Linked DNA regions of Homo sapiens: region 2 is linked to region 1. Evidence: chromatin loops called from intact Hi-C (ENCODE). Cell type or tissue: psoas muscle. All regions are shown on one strand. Each heading gives the region's core, and the rest is flanking DNA. Links, peaks and the distances in the headings are about the cores only.

Evidence for each region. A loop is a pair of places that touch in the nucleus more often than their neighbours do. Peaks named below come from ENCODE experiments on the same cell type or tissue, not always from the same donor. Only the 100,000 strongest peaks of a DNase experiment are listed, where the experiment ranks them.
Region 2: it touches region 1 in a loop (5-fold over the local background); 2 of 110 quality-filtered maps call a loop at or near these places.

What each region holds. Positions count from the first base shown.
Region 1 is chr10:100,925,412-100,935,947 of GRCh38, forward strand. It overlaps SLF2 (SMC5/6 complex localization factor 2), which reads left to right. Exons shown (of 20, transcript NM_018121.4): 6 at 538-608; 7 at 3,906-4,028; 8 at 4,419-4,586; 9 at 5,565-5,667. Among named protein-coding and RNA genes, the nearest start is that of SLF2, 18 kb to the left of the region's middle. In psoas muscle, for the core only: CTCF peaks have their summits at 5,074 and 9,046 (motif pointing left); no DNase peak of the experiment used is centred there; H3K27ac peaks cover 2,607 bases.
Region 2 is chr10:101,800,841-101,811,376 of GRCh38, forward strand. It overlaps OGA (O-GlcNAcase), which reads right to left. Exons shown (of 16, transcript NM_012215.5): 4 at 9,344-9,474; 5 at 6,890-7,061; 6 at 5,205-5,303; 7 at 2,895-3,179. Among named protein-coding and RNA genes, the nearest start is that of OGA, 12 kb to the right of the region's middle. In psoas muscle, for the core only: no CTCF peak of the experiment used is centred there; no DNase peak of the experiment used is centred there.

The DNA.
Region 1 (10,536 bases), core at 1,769-9,768:
ATTTTCTTCCTGCACCCCAATGGATCACCTTGCACACCCCCTGCTTTGGAGACCACATCTGTAAATGAAGGTAGAGTGTAGAAATGTTGTTGATTGTGGTGTGCAATTTTATTTATAAAGTGCTTCATTCTATCTTGGGAATAAGCTGAATTAAATTCTAAGATGTCTGTAAAATTTGGTGGGGAAGGTGTTAATATTCCATGGTAACACCTAAAAATTAGTAGTTTGATTCTACTAAAATAGAATTTAAAAGTAAAGACAGGGTAGCCACAGAGTCCTTGAGTGTTTGCAGTCACATCTCAAAGTTAGCAGGGTTTTATAAGTACTGCCTTTCCTAATAGGTAGTAAAATCAAATTGTCTGCAGTGCAAAATACTAGATTTAAAGCATGATGGTGAAAATTATCCTTTAAGAAAGGTGTTATCCTGGCCCAGATTATTGAAATAGAAAATAGTCTTTCGTACCCTTAATTACTTAAAACATCCCAGTTCTTCTACTAAGACATGTGGTAAAGTATTTCTAAATGTTCTTGTTTTAGGGACATGTTCATCCTGGAACTTACACAAATACCTTAGAACGTCTAGTGAAGGAAATGGAAGACACACAAAGGTTTGTTAGCATAAAGATTAATTTGCTAAATTTAACATTTTGCTTGTTTGTGTGGCTTACTTTTAATTTACCTTTTTTAAAAAATCATGAGAAATTAGCGTGCATTTTGGACTCTGTTGTCAACTGTGTTAGAATAAGATATGTTGGCCGGACGCAGTGGCTCATGCCTGTAATCACAACACTTTGGGAGACCCAGGCAAGATTACTTGAGCCCAGGAGTTCAAGGCTGCGGTGAGTCGTGATGGCGCCACTTCACTGCAGCCTGGGTGGCAGAGTGAGACCCAGTCTCAAATGAAAAAAAGAGGCCAGGTGTGATGGCTCATGCCTGTAATCCAGTACTTTAGGAGGCCAAAGCAGGCAAATCTCTTGAGCCCAGGAGTTTGAGACTAGCCTGGGCAACATGGTGAAACCCCATCTCTACAAAAAATACAAAAATTAGCCAGTCATGGTGCCACATACCTATGGTCCCAGCTACTCAACAGGCTGAGGTTGGGAGGATCACCTGAGCCCAAGGAGGTCAAGGCTGTAGTGAGCTGTGATTGAGCCACTGCACTCCAATCTGGGTGACAGAATAAGACCCCGTCTCAAAAAAAAAAAAAGTGGGGGGCCAGGCGCAGTGGCTCACGCCTGTAATCCCAGCACTTTGGGAGGCCGAGGCAGGTGGATCATGAGGTCAGGAGATCGAGACCATGCTGGCTAACATGGTGAAACCCCATCTCTACTAAAAAATAAAAAAAAAAATTAGCTGGGTGTCGTGGCGGGCGCTTGTAGTCCCAGCTCCTGGGGAGGCTGAGGCAGGAGAATGGCGTGAACCCGGAAGTCGGAGGTGGCAGTGAGCCGAGATTGCGCCACTGCACTCTAGCCTGGGCAACAGAGCAAGACTCCATCTCAAAAAAAAAAAAAAGGGAATAAGATGGGTTCTCTTGTTCATAGACTGGATCAAAAGATCCAGGTTTTTATAGTATACTGCACTAACTAATAATATAAATTCCTTTCTGTTTATTACAACTAGTATCTGATAGCTGAAATTCTAGATCGAAAGCATGGGTAGAATTTTTTGTGTTTTTTTAATGGAAAATACATATAAAATTTACCATTTTAACCATTTTTACATGTACAGTTCAGTGGCATTAAGTAAATTTATATGTTGTGCAACCATTATCACCATCTAGCTACAGAACTTTTTCATCTTTCCAAACTGAAACTCCATACCCTTTAAACAATAACTCCCCATTTTCCTCTTCCTCCCACCCTCAGCAACTACCCTTCTACTTTGTCTCTATGAAATTGACTGTGTTTTAGTTATCTCATGTAAGTGGTATTATATTTGTCCTTTTACGACTGTTTATTTCATTCAGGGCAGTGTCTTCAGAGTTCATTCATATAGTAGCATGTGTCAGAATTTCCGTTCTTTATAAAGCTGATTATTCCATTGTATTATGTATATAACACATTTTCTTTAGTCATCTGTCAGTGGACCTTTGGATTGCTTCCACTTTTTGGCTACTGTGAATAATGCTGCTATGAACATGGGTATACAAATATCTCTTCAAGTCTCTCCTTTAGATTCTGTTGGGCATATACACGTAAGTGGACTTACTGGATTATATGGTAATTCCGTTTAATTTTTTGAGGAACCGCCACACTGTTTTCCACAATGGCTGCACCATTGCACATTTGCACCAACAATTAATAAGGGTTCCAGTTTCTCCACATCTTTGCCAACACATTATTTTATCTTTGTTTTTTGTTTGTTTTGATAATAGCCATCCTAACAGTAAAGTGGTATCTCCTTATTGTTTGGTTTGCCTTCCCTAATGACTAATGATGTTAACATATTTTCATGTGCTTATTGGCCATTTGTTATACAAATGGAGAAATGTCTTTTCAGATTCTTTGCCTGTTTTTAATTGGCTTGTTTGGTGGGTGGGGCGGTTCACACAGGTAGAATTTTCTGAAATATTTCTATCAAGTTACTCTTTTGAGGAAAAAGTTTAGAATTATGATGAACACCCCCCCCCCCCCCCACACACACACACACACACACACGAGAGAGAGACAGAGAGAGAGAGAGAGAGAGAGAGAAAAGTTGAGGATCATAATGATCTTAATGAAATTTATGTGACTAATTATGGACAGGTTTTGCTAATAAGAGGGGAAAAATATATTCCTTGTTAATTCAAGGAGTGTCCTTGAACCTAGCCTGGAGAACTTCACTAACAGCTCAGCTGACTTGATTACATGGAAGTTGGTATGTGCTACATATCTCAAACTTGATAACCAAGTAGCTAACTTTAGGAATTTTTCAGATGATTAGTAGTTCAAAAGCTTCCCCCTTTCTGAATTTAATTAGAGAACTTGTCTGTATTTAAAATTCTTTAAATATTTCATGAATTCTTGTGATCTGTGATATGAAATCTGAAGTTCCTCCTTTAAAATTGAGCACTTCACAAATGAAAGACAGTAGTACTAGTTTAATTGAATGATTGACCCTTTTCTATAATGATAGAACAGTACATTTACTAGTTATTTACTCCTCAGCTGTACTTATCCACTGTTTGTGGCTGGGGTAAGGACCTTGTTTAAAATAACTTAATCTTGGAGAGGCAGTATAAGCAAGGACTCTAGAGCTAGACTCTCTCGCTATGAATCCCACATCCTTGCATTACAAGCTCTTGCAAGTTACTTTGCTTTTCTAATGTTGGTTTTCTTATCTATAAAATGCGTTATAAACTACTACATGGAGTTGTTGTAAGGGTTAAAAGAGTTAATATATAAAGCCCTTAGTGCAGTGCCTGTCACATATTAAGTGCTCGGTAAATGTTAGGTGTTGTGATGATGATGACAGTGACAACTACTGCTGCTAGAAAGCCTAGTTAACTTATCAGGTTGTTGGGCATCTAGAACCCAGTGAACTTTAAAGAGTAGAGAGGATAATCAAATTAGTGATGTTTATTCTTTGCCATTTTTCCTTTCCCATTCTGTGAGTGGTTTGGACAGATCATTCTTGAAGTTCTAGCTTTATGGAAATCCTCAAGTCTTTTATGCAGTGGAACACTATTCTAATGCCACACTGGTAACTGGGTAAAAGCCTAGCACCTGAAATATATCTGTTTTCATGAAAATTGTACGTCGTGATGTATTTGGGAGACATAATTTGACCGATAGTATAACAAAATTTGTTATATACCAGGGTACTTAATAAGGGTTTTCTTTGTGCTGCTTTTAGATATAAACTAAAGACTTTTTAAAAATATTTTTAGAGTAAACTGTTATAACATTCTTTCCAATTCTCAGGCTAGATGAACTGCAGAAGCAACTACAAGAAGACATAAGGCAAGGCCGAGGCATTAAATCCCCAATCAGAATTGGAGAAGAAGACAGTACAGATGATGAGGATGGCCTCTTAGAAGAGCACAAGTATAGCATTTTTCATAATGTATTTTACCTTATTAAAGTTTTTACATTTTTTAGTTTTGTTTTTGTAAAATAAATGGGCCATTGATGGCTGTTAGTGAATAATTTATGATAGGTTTCTGTCTGTAATGGGTTTGAAAGGCAAATGTTAGGGCCAGGTTTCATCTTTTATCTTTTCTCCTGGTTATTGTTTCTTTTCACATAGACACATTTAGTGGCTTTTGACTAACAACTACAAAAAGTGGAAGAAGCAAAGCATACTTTTCTCATGCTAGTCTTCTAATTTGGGATTAACATTGGCTTAAAAAATGGTTTTCTTTGCACCCAGCTTTTAAATACAAAACTATATGTAGTGTAACAATTTGGTATTGATTGACTTTTTTTATGTTTCAGGGAATTTCTAAAGAAATTTTCAGTTACAATTGATGCTATTCCTGATCATCATCCAGGTGAAGAAATATTTAATTTCCTCAATTCTGGAAAAATTTTCAATCAGTATACCTTGGATTTAAGAGACTCTGGTTTTATTGGACAAAGTGCTGTAGAAAAACTTATTCTTAAGTAAGTAGAAAAATAGACATTTTACTTTTATATGTATAAAAAATTACTCTAAAACACTTCTGACTCACGTAATCTTCTAAAAGGTTAATTTCTATTATGACCTATTAAGTTTCCTAATCCTCTTATTACTATTGATCTTTATGTTTTCTTCTTTAATTATAGGAAGCAGTGTAGGATAGTTGTTTGACACATCTCATGCCTTTATTAATTATGATTAAGATCAGTGTATAATAACAGTGATTGTCAAAATAATAGTGGTTTAAACAAGAAGTATATTTGAAAGAAGTATAAAAGCAGGAAGTCCAGGGCTGGAGTGCCAGTTTTACCATATAATCTTTCTTCTCCACCATTCTTAGCACCTAGCTTCGGGTGCTGTTCTAGCTCCAGCCTTTAGTTCAAATTCCCAGAAATTCCACACAGCATTCCCACACACTAAGTTAGTTGAATAGAAAACTTAGTCAATATGACCACACTTGGCCACAAGGGAAGCCAGAGAGTGATGTTTATTTCAGGCAGCCAGTGTTTGCAGCTACAGATCAGGGTTCAGTTACCAAGAAGAAAGGCAAAAATAGATGCTGGGATGTGCAACTAGTAATCTCCACCACAGTGCCCAAACTGATCTAATTTCTCTCAGTGCATGATATCTCAGCTCTAGAGAGATCACATCAGTTCTGCTGCCAATTTTTTAAAGTACTTCCCCAGTCTGAGACTTGATAGGCTCTTTCTCAACACTACCAGCAAATGTAGCTTTGTCTGCCAGTTAAATGTGGAGCCTAGCCAACAGATTGGATCAGCTTTAGGCCATCAATTAAATTTATTTTATGAGTAACTCATCCATATTGGTATAGAGTCCACCTCTATGGACTGAAGACAGTTTGCTTGCTCATTTCTCTGATTATGTCAGATGTGTTGGTGGTGATAGTAGAAGTATTTTGCCATGAAGTTAATAGCCATGTTGATTTTACTTTATTTTTTCAGATCGGGAAAAACAGATCAGATTTTTTTGACAACACAAGGTTTCCTTACGTCTGCTTATCACTATGTCCAGTGTCCTGTCCCTGTGTTAAAGTGGCTGTTTCGGGTAAGAGGAATGTTTAGAGGGTTATAGTTGCCTCCTACTATATTTCTAAGTCAAAAGCTTTTAAACATAATTTTATTTGCACATTACTGCAGAAAAAATTAATGTAGCACATCCATGATGTCAGTGGCTTAGAATGTAGCAAAAAGAGTCAATATAAAGAGATTATGAAGAAAGGGATAATGTAGATAGTTGTACAGGACAGTCAGTGTTAGTTGTGCCTGAACCCTTCACCACAGTGATAAATCACTATTATAGTTAGTTTTAGAAGGGATCTTCTAATGCTTACATACCTAAATTTCTTTTTAACCTTTTTTCATGTTTATGGTGGTACCTATATACATTTTCAGAATTTTAATTGTATGCTAATATTTCCCCATTCGTATATATGGTTTTTTTTTTGGATGCAAATCCAACCAAGTGTTTCTTTTCCCCATTCATATTTAACGCTTAAATCCACTTAAATAATTATCTTAAATTTAAGATATGATAATTCCAGAAAGTTAACTCAATTGGTAACTTTTTAAATATCAGTGGTATCATTGATGCTTATGTATGGAGTTCTGGTGTTACTCTAGATACTTCGGACCTTCATGCAGATAAATGTAGAAGTTTCTTACTCTTGACATTTGTATCAGCCAGGAGTGGTGGCTCATGCCTGCAATCCCAGCACTTTGGGAGGCCGAGGCAGGTGGATCATGAGGTCAGGAGCTGGAGATCAGCCTAGCCAACATGGTGAAACCCTGTCTCTACTAAAAATACAAAAATTAGCCAGGTGTGGTGGTGGGCACTTGTAATCCCAGCTACTCAGGAGGCTGAGGCTGGAGAATTGCTTGAACCCAGGAGGTGGAGTTTACAGTGAGCCAAGATTGCTCCATTGTACTGCAGCCTGGGGGACAGAGTGAGACTCTGTCTCAAAAAAAAAAAAGACATTTATATGGGAGGGCATGGATGGGGCTTTTTCCAGTATAAAAGCTTCTGTATCAACAAGTACTATAGTAACTACTCAGTTAGATTGGAATTATGCTTCTTTCAAAGACGAGAACGATTATGAATGACAAGTTATTCTTCGCAGTGGCTCATGCCTGTAATTCTAGCACTTTGGGATACCAAGGCAGGAGGATTACTTGAGACCAGGAGTTTGAGATCAGCCTGGGCAACATAGCAAGACCACATCTGTTTAAAAAAAAAAAAATTATTCTCAGGTTACTGAGTGTTCCACTTTAATAAAATCCTAAATGTGTGAAAAATATACATTCAGGAAAAAGGAATCGTAGTATAAAAGAGTCCTTTATAATATGTGAGTATTGGCCCCAGAAATCCTATAACAAAAAGGAAAAAAGTATCAATGGTGTCAGAGAACTACAGCTATTATATATAAAGTGAAAAGTGGGAAAAACATGGAGTTTCTACTCTGGGTTTTATGATAGCATTTCAAGAAATCTCGTATTTGGTGAGAACTGGAGAGATATTCCAGTACAGACTTTCGTTCATTGTTTTATATAGTTGGCATTTTGAGTGCCAGCTGTGCCAGGCACTGGAGAGAACAGCAATGAAAAAATCAGTGTCTCTGATCTCATGAAGCCCACATGCTAATGTAGAGGAGACAAACAATAAGTGTGTGTGTGTGTGTGTGTGTGTGTGTGCGCGCGCGCGCGCGCGCACATTTGTAAATGTATTGTGTCAGATGATAAGTGCTATGAAGAAAACGTAGGGTAAGGTAGATACAGAGAGTACCGGGGTGAGAGAGAAAGTTTGCTTTTTTAAAGTGTAAAGTAGTTGAAGGTCTTGCGGTTAAGGTAAGATCCAAGTAAAGGAGTAGCTTGTCAATGTCACTCCTAAAGTGTTCCCTCACTGCCTCCACTAAAGATACGTGGACACATGCTCCAGATAAGGTCTGTCTTACCAGCAGTTTTCAGTGAGACTCTTGCCCATCTGAAGAAACCTACAAATTTCTACTTATTATAGTTCAAAACTAATCATGCCACTGTACTCCAGCCTGGGGAACAGAGAAAGACCCCATATCAAAAAAACAAACAAAAAATTTCCTTTACTGTTATGCCAGGGCTTCATTATTCTCTAATTGTGTATATCATTTCTTAAACCTCCAAGTAAGACTTTGCATTTATCTATGTTAATTTGCCTCTTGTTGATGTGGGCCCATTGTTATAGCCATTCAAACCCTAATTATGACATACAAGCATACCTTCATTTAAGCAGTTTTTTAATACATTTCATATTTATTTTCTGAAAACCAGACTAATCATTCATTAAACACTTTCCCTGTGTAAGACACTGTCTCATTTCTCCTTTTTTGATTCCAAGTCCGTTTTCATCGTGGGAGGCTTTACCAACTTGTAAGTAGTTTTTAGAAATTATGTCAATTCATTTTAATGCTATACTCCTAACCAGTATTTTGTAAGTTTAATGTTAAAATGTAATTAAAATCCTTGCATTTTTGTGATTTTATCATGAGTGTCTAAATGTAGTAGACCAGAAAAAGGTTAGTACTTTTTTTTTTTAACAATTTTCAAAAGGAATTCAGGTTTGATTATGAAAAGTTCAAGTAAAATGGAAAGGAGATTAAAATTTATTTATTTATTTGTTTGTTTGTTTATTTTTGAGAGAGAGTCTCACTTGGTCACCCAGGCTGGAGTGCAGTGGCGTGATCTCTGCTCACTACAACCTCCGCCTCCTAGGTTCAAGCAATTCTCCTGCTCAGCCTCTCAAGTAGCTGGGATTACAGGCCTGTGCCACCACACCTGGCTAATTTTTCTATTTTTAGTAGAGATGGGGTTTTACCATGTTGGTCAGGCTGGCCTCGAACTCCTGGCCTTAAGTGATCCACCCACCTCGGCCTCCCAAAGTTCTGGGACTACAGGCGTGAGCCACTGCACCCAGCCTAAAATATTTTTAAAAAGAAGTTTCTGTCAGAATCTGTTTGAGTGAACAGTTTAAATTTTTTTAATTAAAATAAGAAGGCTGAACTCCCAAGTCCTAATTTCTGGAGCTGTTACATTTTGGTCAGTGTTTTCTAGAGTATTCTCTGCATTCAAAAATTGCCATGTAACTTAACATAAACAGAACATGTGAATGTGTCTTATAACTTGTTTATTTCAGATAGCAGTAAATTATTGAGCATTTCATCTCAGAGTGTTGATACGTTATCCTTTTCAGTGGCTTCATAGTATTCCTTTGTTAGGCTATACCATGATTTATTTAACCCAATCTCAACTGATAGACATTAGATTGCTGTATATACTCCTTTACACATTTACTTAATTATCTGAAATCACTGTATTTCCCACCGTGGAATTTTTCACCCACCGCAAAAAGATTGTTAGAAACCTTGTCCTATGTGTAACATGTCTGTGAATGGTGTTGCCTCCTAGTGGCAGAGCTTAACAGCACAAACATCATAGCAGAAGTTTTTTTTTCACATAGATTGTGTTCAAAATGACACAAGCCATATGACTGTTTGAAAGTAGAGTTCAGGTTACTCCTCCTTACATTTTTATTTTATTTTATTTTATCTTATTTTATTTTATTTATTTTGAGACAGAGTCTCTCTTGGTCTCTCAGGCTGGAGTGCAGTGGCACGATCTCTTCTCACTGCAACCTCCACATCCCGAATTCAAGCGATTCTCATGCCTCAGCCTCTTAAGTAGCTGGGATTACAGGCACCCACCACCACGCCCAGCTAATTTTTTTTTTTTTTGTATTTTTATTAGAGATGGGGTTTCACCATGATGGCCAGGCTGCTCTCGAACTCCTGACCTCGAGTGATCTGCCTGCCTCGGCCTCCCAAAGTGCTGGGATTACAGGTGTGAGCCACTGTGCTCGGCAACCCTTTACATTTTAAATTTAAATGTATTACAATCTATGGCTTCTAAGCAAATGAAAAAGATAATAATAGAAATACAATATGTGTTCCTCTACAAATCCACTATAAAATTACTTTGTTAAATGATTTAAAAAAATTTTTTTTAAACTTGAGATTTTTGTTCCCAAAAAATTGTCTTGTAAAAAGTTATGTCAGGCGGGGCGTGATGGCTCATGCCTGTAATCCCAGCACTTTGGAAGGCCAAGGCAGGTGGATCACGAGGTCAGGAGTTTGAGACCACCCTAGCCAACATAGTGAAACCCAGTCTTTACTAAAAATACAAAAAATTATCCGGGCATGGTGGTGGGTGCCTGTAATCCCAGCTACTGGGGAGGCTGAGGCAGGAGAATCGCTTGAACCTGGGAGGCGGAGGTCGCAGTGAGCCAAGATCACACCACTGCACTCCAGCCTGGGTGACAGTGCGAGATTCTGTCCCAAAAAAAAAAAAAGTTATATCAGAGGTTAGGTGCAGTGGCTTAAGCCTGTAATCGCAGCACTTTGGGAGAATGAGATGGGTGGATCACTTCAGGCCAGAAGTTCAAGACCAGCCTGATTAACATGGAGAAACCCGTCTCTAGCCTAATGGTGGCGCAGGCCTATAGGCCCAACTACTTGGGAGGATGAGGCACGAGAATCGCTTGAACCTGGGAGGCAGAGGTTGCAGTCAGCCAAGGTTGCACCACTGCACTCCAGCCTGGGCAACAGAGTGAGACTCTGTCTCAAAAAAAAAAGGTATATTATTTGTTTCTAAATTCCTGTATGTAAAAAGGCATTACAGGCATATTATTTGCATCTGAATTCCTGTATGTACAAAGACTAACTAGATGAAAGTATAAAATAATAACTTGGCATAAATATTACCAATTAGTTGTTTTGGATTTTTTGGGTTTTTTTTTTTTTCTTTTTTTTTTTTTTTTTGAGACAGGGTCTTGCTCTGTCACCCAGGCTGGAGTGCAGTGGTGCGATCACTGCTCACTGCAGCCTCAACC
Region 2 (10,536 bases), core at 1,080-9,079, 870 kb after region 1:
CTTGGCTCACTACAACCTCCGCCTCACAGGTTCAAGCAATTCTCCCACCTGAGCCTCCCCAGTAGCTGGGACTACAGGCGCATGCCACCATGCCCAGCTAATTTTTCTATTATTCGTGAAGATGGGGTTTCACCATGTTGGCCAGACTGGTCTCGAACTCGACCTTGTGATCTGCCCACCTGGGCCTCCCAAAGTGCTGAGATTACAAGCGTGAGCCACTACAACCGACTGTAACTTCATTAATAAAGGCGCTGAGGGAAAAAGAAGAGGCCAGGCATGGTGGCTCATGCCTGTAATCTCAGCACTTTGGGAGGCTGAGGCGGGCAAATCACCTGAGGTCTGCAGTTTGAGACTAGCCTGGCCAACATGGTAAAACCCCATCTCTACTAAAAATACAAAAAATTAGCCAGACGTGGTGGCAGGCACCTGTAATCCCAGCTACTCGGGAGGCTGAGGCAGGAGAACTGCTTGAACCCAGGTGTCAAAGGTTGCAGTGAGCTGAGATCGGGCCATTGCACTCCAGCCTGAGCAACAAGAGCAAGACTCCGTCTCAGAAAAAAAAAAAAAAAAGAGATAATCGACAGAGACCCACAAATTAGCACACATAAGGCAACAAAGCTCTGAGCCAGGATAGTGGTAGAGAAAATTAAGTCTGAATTTTTTGATTTTGTACTTAAAAACTCTCTATTCTTAGCTTTCCTTAATATTTCCTACGTATGTCCCAGGTTTGGATAGTGTCTGCCACCCTTAGTATGTTCCTTGCTGTGCCTTAAAAGATGTAGGAGTTAAGTGCCATGTACGCTGACAGCATTTAAATTATATTCCCAATTTGTTTTTTATTGAGGGGAGGAGGATGACAATGACTGAGCCAAACAAAAGGGAGACATTAATTCAATAAACAATTCAAAGCAGAGGTATGGAATTGAGAAACAGATGACAACTATTAATATTACTACATACTATCATGACACTTCAGTAGCCAAAATGGGCCAAAATTCAGGGAACTTCAAAAGTTCAGTGTTCAGGCTGGGCACAGTGGCTCACGCCTGTAATCCCAGAACTCTGGGAGGCAGAGGCAGGCAGATCACCAGGTCAGGAGTTCGAGACCAGCCTGACCAACATGGTGAAACCCTGTCTCTACTAAAACTATAAAAATCAGCCAGATGGGGTGGTGTGCGCCAGTAATCCCAGCTACTCAGGAGGCTGAGGCCAGAGACTCGCTTGAACCAGGGAGGCAGAGGTTGCAATGAGCCAAGATCGCGCCACTGCACTCCAGCCTGGGCAACAGAGCGAGGCTCTGTCTCAAAGAAAAAAAAAAATTTTCAGTGTTCAGTGTTTTTAACCTCCAGCCCACAAACCTTTAACGCCCAGCAAACTCTCCTCATACTTTGATCCAGCTTAAAAGTCTGTGAAATCTCTTAGCAAAAATAATCACTCTCTCCCGTGTTCACACAGCACTTTATAAATTAAACTATTACAACACTTATCACACTATAGTACAATTGCCTATAAGCCTTACCCAACACTAGACTGTTTCTCAAAAGTAGGAATGGCTGGGCGCGATGGCTCACGCCTGTAATCCCAGCACTTTGGGAAGCCCAGGAGGGCGGATCACCTGAGGTCAGGAGTTCAAGACCAGCCTGACATGGAGAAACCCCGTCTCTACTAAAAATACAAAATTAGCCAGGCATGGTGGCGCATGCCTGTAATCCCAGCTACTCGGGAGGCTGAGACAGGAGAATCACTTGAACCTGGGAGGCGGAGGTTGCAGGGAGCTGAGATTGCGCCACTGCACTCCAGCCTGGGCAACAAGAGCAAGACTCCATCTCAAAAAGAAAAAAAAAAAACTACTTTATTCTTTGCCCCCTCAGTGCCCATGAACATGCATCTGCCCCATGACAGATTATTTAAATGTAAATAATTATCAAGCACCTTACTTAGAACTCTATTAATTAGAGATTTTTCATAAATTAAAAATTAGTAAGCCAATGTCTAAAATAAGACTGTATTCCATTCGGCCAGGCAGGGTGGCTCATGCCTGTAATCCCAGCACTCTGGGAGGCCGAGGCAGGTGGATCACCTAAGGTCAGGAGTTCGAGACCAGTCTGGCCAAGATGGTGAAACCCTGTCTCTACTTTAAAAAAAAAAAAAAAAAAAAAAAAAAGCCGGGTGTGCCTGCAATCCCAGCTACTCGGGAGGCTGAGGCTGGAGAATCGCTTGAACCTGGGAAGCAGAGGTTGCAGCGAGCTGAGATTGCGCCACTGCACTCCAGCCTGGGCGATGGAGCAAAACTCCATCTCAAAAAAAAAAAAAAAGAGTATGTTCCATAAAAGATAAATGTAAGCTGAATCTAAATGATCTAAGTGACTCAAGAGTATCTAGTTATCTAAAATATCCTTTTCAATAAAATTGCCTGAAAATACATTTTATCCGAATGATTCTAGAGATAATGGAAACACTTAAAAGACTGTCTCCTCTAGTACTCAGACTTCAAAGACTGAACCATATTTTATTTTTATTTATTTCATAGGATTTTCATCTGTTGTCCAGGCTGGAGTGCATTTCCTGGGATTATAAGCGAGCCACCACGCTGCTTCTGAATCATACTAAAAAAAAAAAAAACAAAAAAAAAAAAACTAAGGCAAAGAGGTTAAGTGACTTGTCCAAAGACACTCAACCTTTCTTCTATCATATACATCTTCATCAACAGAATGAAACAACATACCATAATAAAACCACTTGGTTTTGTTTCCTCCTTAGTAAAACAAAATACGTTTTTAAAAAAATAAATAAAACTGTTTAAGTTGTGATGACAAAGGAATGCATACTTTCCACTGGCTCTAGTTAACCCCAGCTCTCCTCCCAAGGTGAAAGATCAAGTACAGGCTACTTACTCATCACTACATCTTTTCTCACTCCATTCATGTTTGATTTGTACCAGGTGGCAAGGGTGTGGATAGCAACGTAGTTGGCTTCAAATTCACAATTTGGATTAGTGAGGACTCCTTTTAACCGTGGGATGAGTTCTGTGGATCTTCCTTTGTACGGGCCCAGAAACAGTCTCTTCTGATCATAATCATTAGCATGAATGTTATCCCAGATTACTGGAGCTCTCTTAATAATCTTAGAAACCTCTTCGATGGACTCTACTGGAATTTCTTTAGAAACAACTTTGGGACCTAGAAATAACGACAACCGTTCGTTAAAAGAATCATGGTTCTTGGCTAGACGCATTGGCTCATAACTGTAATCCCAGCACTCTGGGAGGCAGAGGTGGGCAGATCATTTGAGCCCAGGAGTTCGGACCAGCCTGGGCAACACAGCGAGACCCTATCTTTTTATTTTAAATTAAAAAATATATTTAAAAAAAAGAATCATGGTTCTTTAAAATATACTGCATATATAACTTTTTATTGTTTTCCTTACGTGTACTTTTTTTTTTTTTTTTTTGAGACAGAGTCTCGCTGTGTCGCCCAGGCTGGAGTACAGTGGTGTGATCTCGGCTCACTGTAAGCTCCGCCTCCTGGATTCACACCATTCTCCTGCTTCAGCCTCCTGAGTAGCTGGGACTACAGGCGCCCTCCACCACGCCTGGCTAATTTTTTGTATTTTTTAGTAGAGATGGGGTTTCACTGTGTTAGCCAGGATGGTCTCGATCTCCTCACCCTGTGATCCGCCTGCCTCGGCCTCCCAAAGTGCTGGGATTACAGGCGTGAGCCACTGCGCCTGGCCCCTTACATGTACATTTTATAACAACGTTTCTTTTTCTGAGACAGGGTCTCCTCTGTTACCCAGGCTGAAGTGCAATGGAGTAATCATGGCTCACTGCAGCCTTGAGCTCCTGAGCTCAAGCAATCCTCTCACCTCAGCCTCCCAAGTAGCTGGGACTACAGGTGTGCCCCACCATGTCACAGTAATTTAAAATTTTTTTGTACAGATAAGGGCTTGCTATGTTGCCCAGGCTAATCTTAAACTCCTGGCCTCAAGCGATCCTCCTACCTCAACTCAAGCCTCCCACAGCACTGGGATTACAGGCACGAACCAATGCACCCAGCCACAATTTTTCTTTTGAAAACACAACATGTCTTTTACTGAGCTTTATTTTTTTCGTTTTATAAAATAGAAGAGTTTCCTAACGCTGCTTAAGGATGGGATCAATACCTTTTAGCCCAATTCCCTATAAATCTTTATTATTTATTAACTGAATTTTTTTTGAGACAGGGTCTCATTCTGTTGCTCAGGCTGGAGTGCAGTGGCATGATCACAGCTCACTGCAGCCTCTACCTCCCGGGCTCAAGTGATCCTTCCACCTCAGCCCCCTAAGTAGCTGGGACTACAGGTGTGCACCAGCCCACCTGGCTAAGTTTTTTATTTTTTCTACAGTCTCTCTATGTTGTCTAAGCTGGTCTTGAACTCCTGGGGGCTTCCACCTCAGGCTCCCCACTCAGGCTCCCCAACCATGATAGATGTTTTTTCATATTAAGAGAATATGTAAACTTTGTAAAAGAAAGCGTATTTTAACAAGTTCTCTGGGCCAGGTGCAGTGGGTCACATGTGTAATCCCAGCACTTTGGGAGGCCGAAGTGGGCAGATCACCTGAGGTCGGGAGTTTGAGACCAGCCTGGCTAACATGGAGAAACCCCGTCTCTACTAGAAATACAAAAATTAGCTGGGTGTGGTGGCGTGTGCCTGTAATCCCAGCTACTTGGGAGGCTGAGTCAGGAGAATTGCTTGAACCCGGGAGGCAGAGTTTGCAGGGAGCTGAGATTGTGCCACTGCACTCCAGCCTGGGCAACAAGAGCAATGCTCTGTCTCAAAAAAAAAAAAAAAAAAGGCCAGGCGTGGTGGCTCACGCCTGTAATCCCAGCACTTTGGGAGGCCAAGGCGGGTGGATCACGAGGTCAGGAGATCGAGACCATCCTGGCTAACATGGTGAAACCCTGTCTCTACTAAAAATACAAAAAATTAGCCAGGCGTGGTGGCGGGTGCCTGTAGTCCCAGCTACTCGGGAGGCTGAGGCAGGAGAATGGTGTGAACCTGGGAGGCGGAGCGTGCAGTGAGCCGAGATCATGCCACTGGACTCCATCCTGGGCGACAGAGTGAGACTCCGTCTCAAAAAAAAAAGTATTCAATTAACAAGAACAAGCAATTTCTGCAAGTCCTACTTAATTCAACTTTGACTGTATAAATCTTAAAAGACTTACCTGTCCAAAGCACTTCAATTCCAGGTAGAAGCTTTTCACCCACAGTCCTTAAATATGGAGACTGAGACACATTTGGATAACAGAAAGTGCCACAGTATTCTAAATGTAGGGAGAAAAGTAAAAAAGTCAGAATTAAAATGCTCATGGGTTTTCTCTTTGTTTGTTTGTTTTCTTTGAGACGGAGTCTCACTCTTGATGCCCAGGCTAGAGTGCAGTGGCACGATCTCGGCTCACTGCAACCTCTGCCTCCTGGGCTCAAGCAATTCTCCTGCCTCAGCCTCCCAAGCAGCTGGGACTACAGGCGCACGCCGCCACGCCCGGCTAATTTTTTTTTGTATTTTAGTAGAGATGGGGTTTCACCATGCTGCCCAGGTTGGTCGCAAACTCCTGAGCTCAGGCAATCCGCCCGCCTTGGCCTCCCAAAAGGCCCATGGGTTTTTGAATGTGGAAAAAATGTCTGCCAATTCTAAATTATTTTCATCTAAATGATAAAAGGCCTCCTACAAGGAACTAAAGTGGGCAGTTCATTTAAGAAATTCATAAAATCTGGTATTTTTCCTCCAACAGTAGTACAGATCAATTCTTACGATACTACAGTTACTAGAAATACAAGTTTACTAAAAAAACAAGAACTGCAGCATTTTCTACAGAATTCTGAATTGCCTACTTTTCTCAGTTACAATTAAACGCCAAACAGAATGAATTGATAATATCATAATAGAACTAATACAAGAATATGCCAATGGCAGCTGGGCACAGTGGCTCACACCTGCAATCCCAGCATTTTGGGAGGCTGAAGCGGGTGGATCACTTGAGCCCAAGAGTTCGACACTAGCCTGGGCAATATGGCGAAACCCCGTCTCTACCAAAAATATAAAAATTAGCCAGTTTTATAGCCCGGTCTCTAAATAAATAATACAAACTTAAAAGTAAAATTTAAAAAAAATTTTTTTAAAGGCATATACCAATGGCTATTAGTACTCAACTGCAACTTAAACTGTAACTTGCAGCTAATTAATTCCCAGTATAATCTTAAAACTTCTGGGTACTAATGTAGTACTCAACTAAAATAAGGTTCTCGGCTCACAATACACACAAAGAAAGTTAAATAATTTAATCTAAAATTCTTCCTGAACAAGGAAGTGTGGGGAAAACTTCCTGTAAGTTGAATTTTGAGAAGCAACTAAGAGACTAAAATATTTTCAATGAAAGAAACCAGAGGGGCAAAAAGAAAGGAAAACGGGAAAAACTGTTAAGCTTTCTATGCTGACTACTTGAAATAAGAGCCCAGATGGGAGTGGGAGGAGTGCAAAAAGGGACAGATATGCATGGGCAGAAAAAGGGGACAAGTAGGAGGAAATGAGAAGTGACTAAGGTAAAAGCAATGTAATTTGGTTTTTCTCCAGTTTTCATTTCAATACTATCCCTCTTTTAATATTGACAATGTAATGTTCATATACTTCCAGTACTTAAAAATACATAAAAATCTTTTGCCTAGTCAGTTGTCATTTATTAGTTCCTAAAATTTCTCCAATTTAGGATCTTGAAAAATGTCTTCTAAAAAAAGATTCCTACTTTTACACACCAAAGGAGGAGGGAAGTGGAGAGAGAATGGGGCCCATGGTCCTTTATAAGTTATATATTCCAAGAAGACTAGTTAAATGTAAAGCCATTATATACAATACCTGTGGGACAGAAGAGGAAAGTTTCTGGCTCTCCTAGGTACTGATAGATTTCATTTGTGATGGAGACTTGGGCATGAGCAAAAGAACTGAATACCTCTTTGTCTGCTGCACACATATTATGGTCTATATCATCAAAAAGCAAAGCAAATGATCTGCACCCAAACTGAGAAACCTAGGAGAAAAAAAAAAAAAAGAATCAAGAGTAAAAAAATTAAGAATTCCAAACATTACAGCGTTAACAGTTATACTTAAAATCCAGTATTTTCCTTACTAGAATGTTCAAAGACAGATTTATTGTTTTTACATTTTCAATTAAAAAATCGTAAGTTAAACAGTTTTGGGACCCATTTCTCATTTGGGTTTGAATGCACTACAGGCTGAGTATTCCTTATCTGAAATGCTTGGGACCAAAAATGTTTTGGATTTTCATTTTTGTTTTTTCCTGGATTTTGGAATATCTGTATTATATTCAGCATCCCTAACCTGAAAATCCAAAATCTGAAATGCTCCAATGAGCATTTCCTTTGAATTTTATGGAGCTCAAAGAGTTTCATATTTTGGAACATTTCAGATTTCTGAATTAGGGATACTCAACTTATATGACAATATGATCCAACAAAGTGGCCTAGCCTCCTAGTCCTCATGGGCTGCTGCTGATTGTAGAAGACCCAACAAAGTCAGAAAAATACAGAAACATGAGTAAGTAACCTTAAGACATGAAAAAGCCAGGCTGTGTCCTAGTCCCAAAAGGCACACTGATCCCTTTGCAGATAAACCTAACCAGGTATGAATCAGAAAGAATAGAATTTTATCAAATAGTAAAATAACTTCATTCATGAAAATTTCAACTGCCTTAAATTTTTTACCAGACATTTTAATGCCACCCATATAAATCTTTGCCTAAAGAAATAAGACATGTATATAGAAAAACCAGCAAACTAAAATAACAGAAAAATGGGGCCGGGCGCAGTGGCTCACACTTGTAATCCCAGCACTTTGGGAGGCCGAGGCGGGCAAACCATGAGGTTAGGAGTTCGAGACCAGCCTGGCAAACATGGTGAAACCCCATCTCTACTAAAAATACAAAAAAATTAGCCAGGTGTGGTAGCACATGCCTGTAATCCCCGTTACTCAGGAGGCTGAGGCCAGAGAATTGCTTGAACCCAGGAGGTAGAGGTTGCAATGAGCTGAGATCGCGCCACTGCACTCCAGCCTGGGCGACAGAGCAAGACTCAGTTTCAAAAAAAAAAAGGAAAATGGAAGCCCCCTACATTGGACCAAAGGAAGTCTGCAGCTTTTACATTAAGCAGACTTTACACTCAATTAGGTTCACCTAGTCTGTTTTTCTTCTCATCTTGGGAAACTAGCCATTTCCAGACATCTCTTCGTCCATATAATTGAAGAAACTAATGTCTAATAGGTAAAACCCTGTTTCTGTAATCTCAGGTGTAAATTCAAGCCAAGCAGCCTAGGGTATATATAATTTCTCAAAATGTGGTTCTTGACCACCAATCACCTAGATTCCCGGTCCCCACCTTATCCATTTGGGAAATAAAGTCCAGCAGTCAGCATTCTTCCAAGCTTCACTTCTAATCATTCTTTTAAGGCAGTTCTTATGCAAACTGAAATTTGAGAAGAACTAGTACCTCCAGTAAAGCTCTTTTTACTTAATTTGGAAAATATTCCTCTATCAGAAGGATTCAAGGCTGGGTGCACTGGCGCACGACTGTAATCCCGGCACTCTGGGAGGCTGAAGTGGGTGAATCACCTAAAGTCAGGAGTTCGAGACCAGCCTGGCCAACGTGGCAAAACCCTGTCTCTACTAAAAATATAAAAATTAGCCAGGCATGGTGGTGTGCCTGTAACAGCTACTCAGGAGGCTGAGGCATGAGAATCGCTTGAACTTGGGAGGTGGAGGTTGCAGTGAGCCGAGATTGGGCCACTGCACTCCAGGCAACAGGGCAAGACTCTGTCTCAAAAAAAAAAAAAAAGAAAAAAAAAGCATTCAAAGTAAAAAAAATTCTTATAGAAACAAAGAAATAAAAAACCAGGCATGGTGACTCACACCTGTAATCCCAGCACTTTGGGAAGATCATGAGGTGAGCAGTTCGAGACCAGCCTGGCTGGCATGGTGAAGGCCCTGTCTCTACTAAAAATACAAAAATTAGCCAGGCATGATGGCACGCACCTATAGTCCCAGCTACTCGGGAAGCTGAGGCAGGAGAATCACTTGAACCCGGGAGGCGGAGGAGGTTGCAGTGAGCCGAGATTGTGCCACTGCACTCCAGTCTGGGCGACAGAGCAAGACTCTGTCTCAAAAAACAAAACAAACAAACAAAAAAAGAAAACAAAGAAATAGGAATTTGATTTCCTTTTAACATCGTAAAAGCAACTGAGTAAACTTCTAGTTTCAAGTACATAGTCAGGAAAAATGAATAAAAAGTAAGGAGTTACCTGGTCCAATTTACGTTTCAATGTGGATACTTCCTTGGGGTTAGAAAAAGTGATATCCAATCCAGGTGAGATCGCATAGATGAACTCTATCTCATATTCTCGTGCAGCAGAGATGAGAGTCATAAGTTGCTCTAAAGAACAGAGTCTATGTTTTTAGAAAGCAGAACAGAAAACTAAAAGAACCTTCACTGAAGGTTTAACTGAAGAGGTTATTTCTTCTAACTTACAAGAAAGGAAAAGATCCTCACATTTTACAAATTGTCATGTCCAACTTAACAACAGGCCATACAAAATGGTACAAGCCTGAAGTGATTTAATGTCACAGTAAGGGAAAAAGAATAGTTTTCACACCTTTGAAATCTGAACCAACAGAAAATAAGAGGCCCTTCTTTTTCACTTCCAAATAGTTTCTTATCCTTTTGGGGAAACAGGCTAAAATCAATAAACATTTTCCTCCCTTTCATTGCCACTTCTCAAAAACACTGAATTGTCAATTCTCTTACTGAACTTAAGCCATTTCTATTTCCTGCAGCATTTGAAAGGCATAAAATGCAGCCGCTGCTTTTTTATTTTGAGAGCCTTGCTCTGTTGCCCAAGGCTGGAGTGCAGTGGCACGATCCTGACTCACTGCAACCTCCACCTCCTGAGTAGGTGGGATTACAGGCATACCCGGCTAATTTTTGTTTAGTAGAGATGAGGGTTTTGCCATATTGCCCAGGCTGGTCTCGAACTCCTGGCCTCAAGTGATCCGCCTGCCTTAGCCTCTTACAGTGTTGGGATTGCAGGCATGAGCCATGGTACTGGATCTTGCTTTTTTTTTTTGTTTTGCCATCTCTGAACAGCTGGAATTCCTAACTAAATAAACCTACACATAACTACTTTATAATATGAAAGAAAGAAAATGCTTTCTTAAGAATCAGGGTAGGCCAGGCCCAATGGCTCATGCCTGTAACCCCAGGACTTTGGGAGGCCAGGCAGGAGGACTGCCTGAGGTCAGGAGTTTGAGACCAGCCTGGTCAACATTGTGAAACCCCATCTCTACTAAAAATACAAAAATTAGCCAGGCGTGGTGGCGCATACTTGTAATCCCAACTACTAGGGAGGCTGAGGCAGGAGAATTGCTTGAACCCTGGAGGCAGAGGTTGCAGTGAGCCAAGATCGCACCACTGCACCCCAGTCTGGACGACACAGCA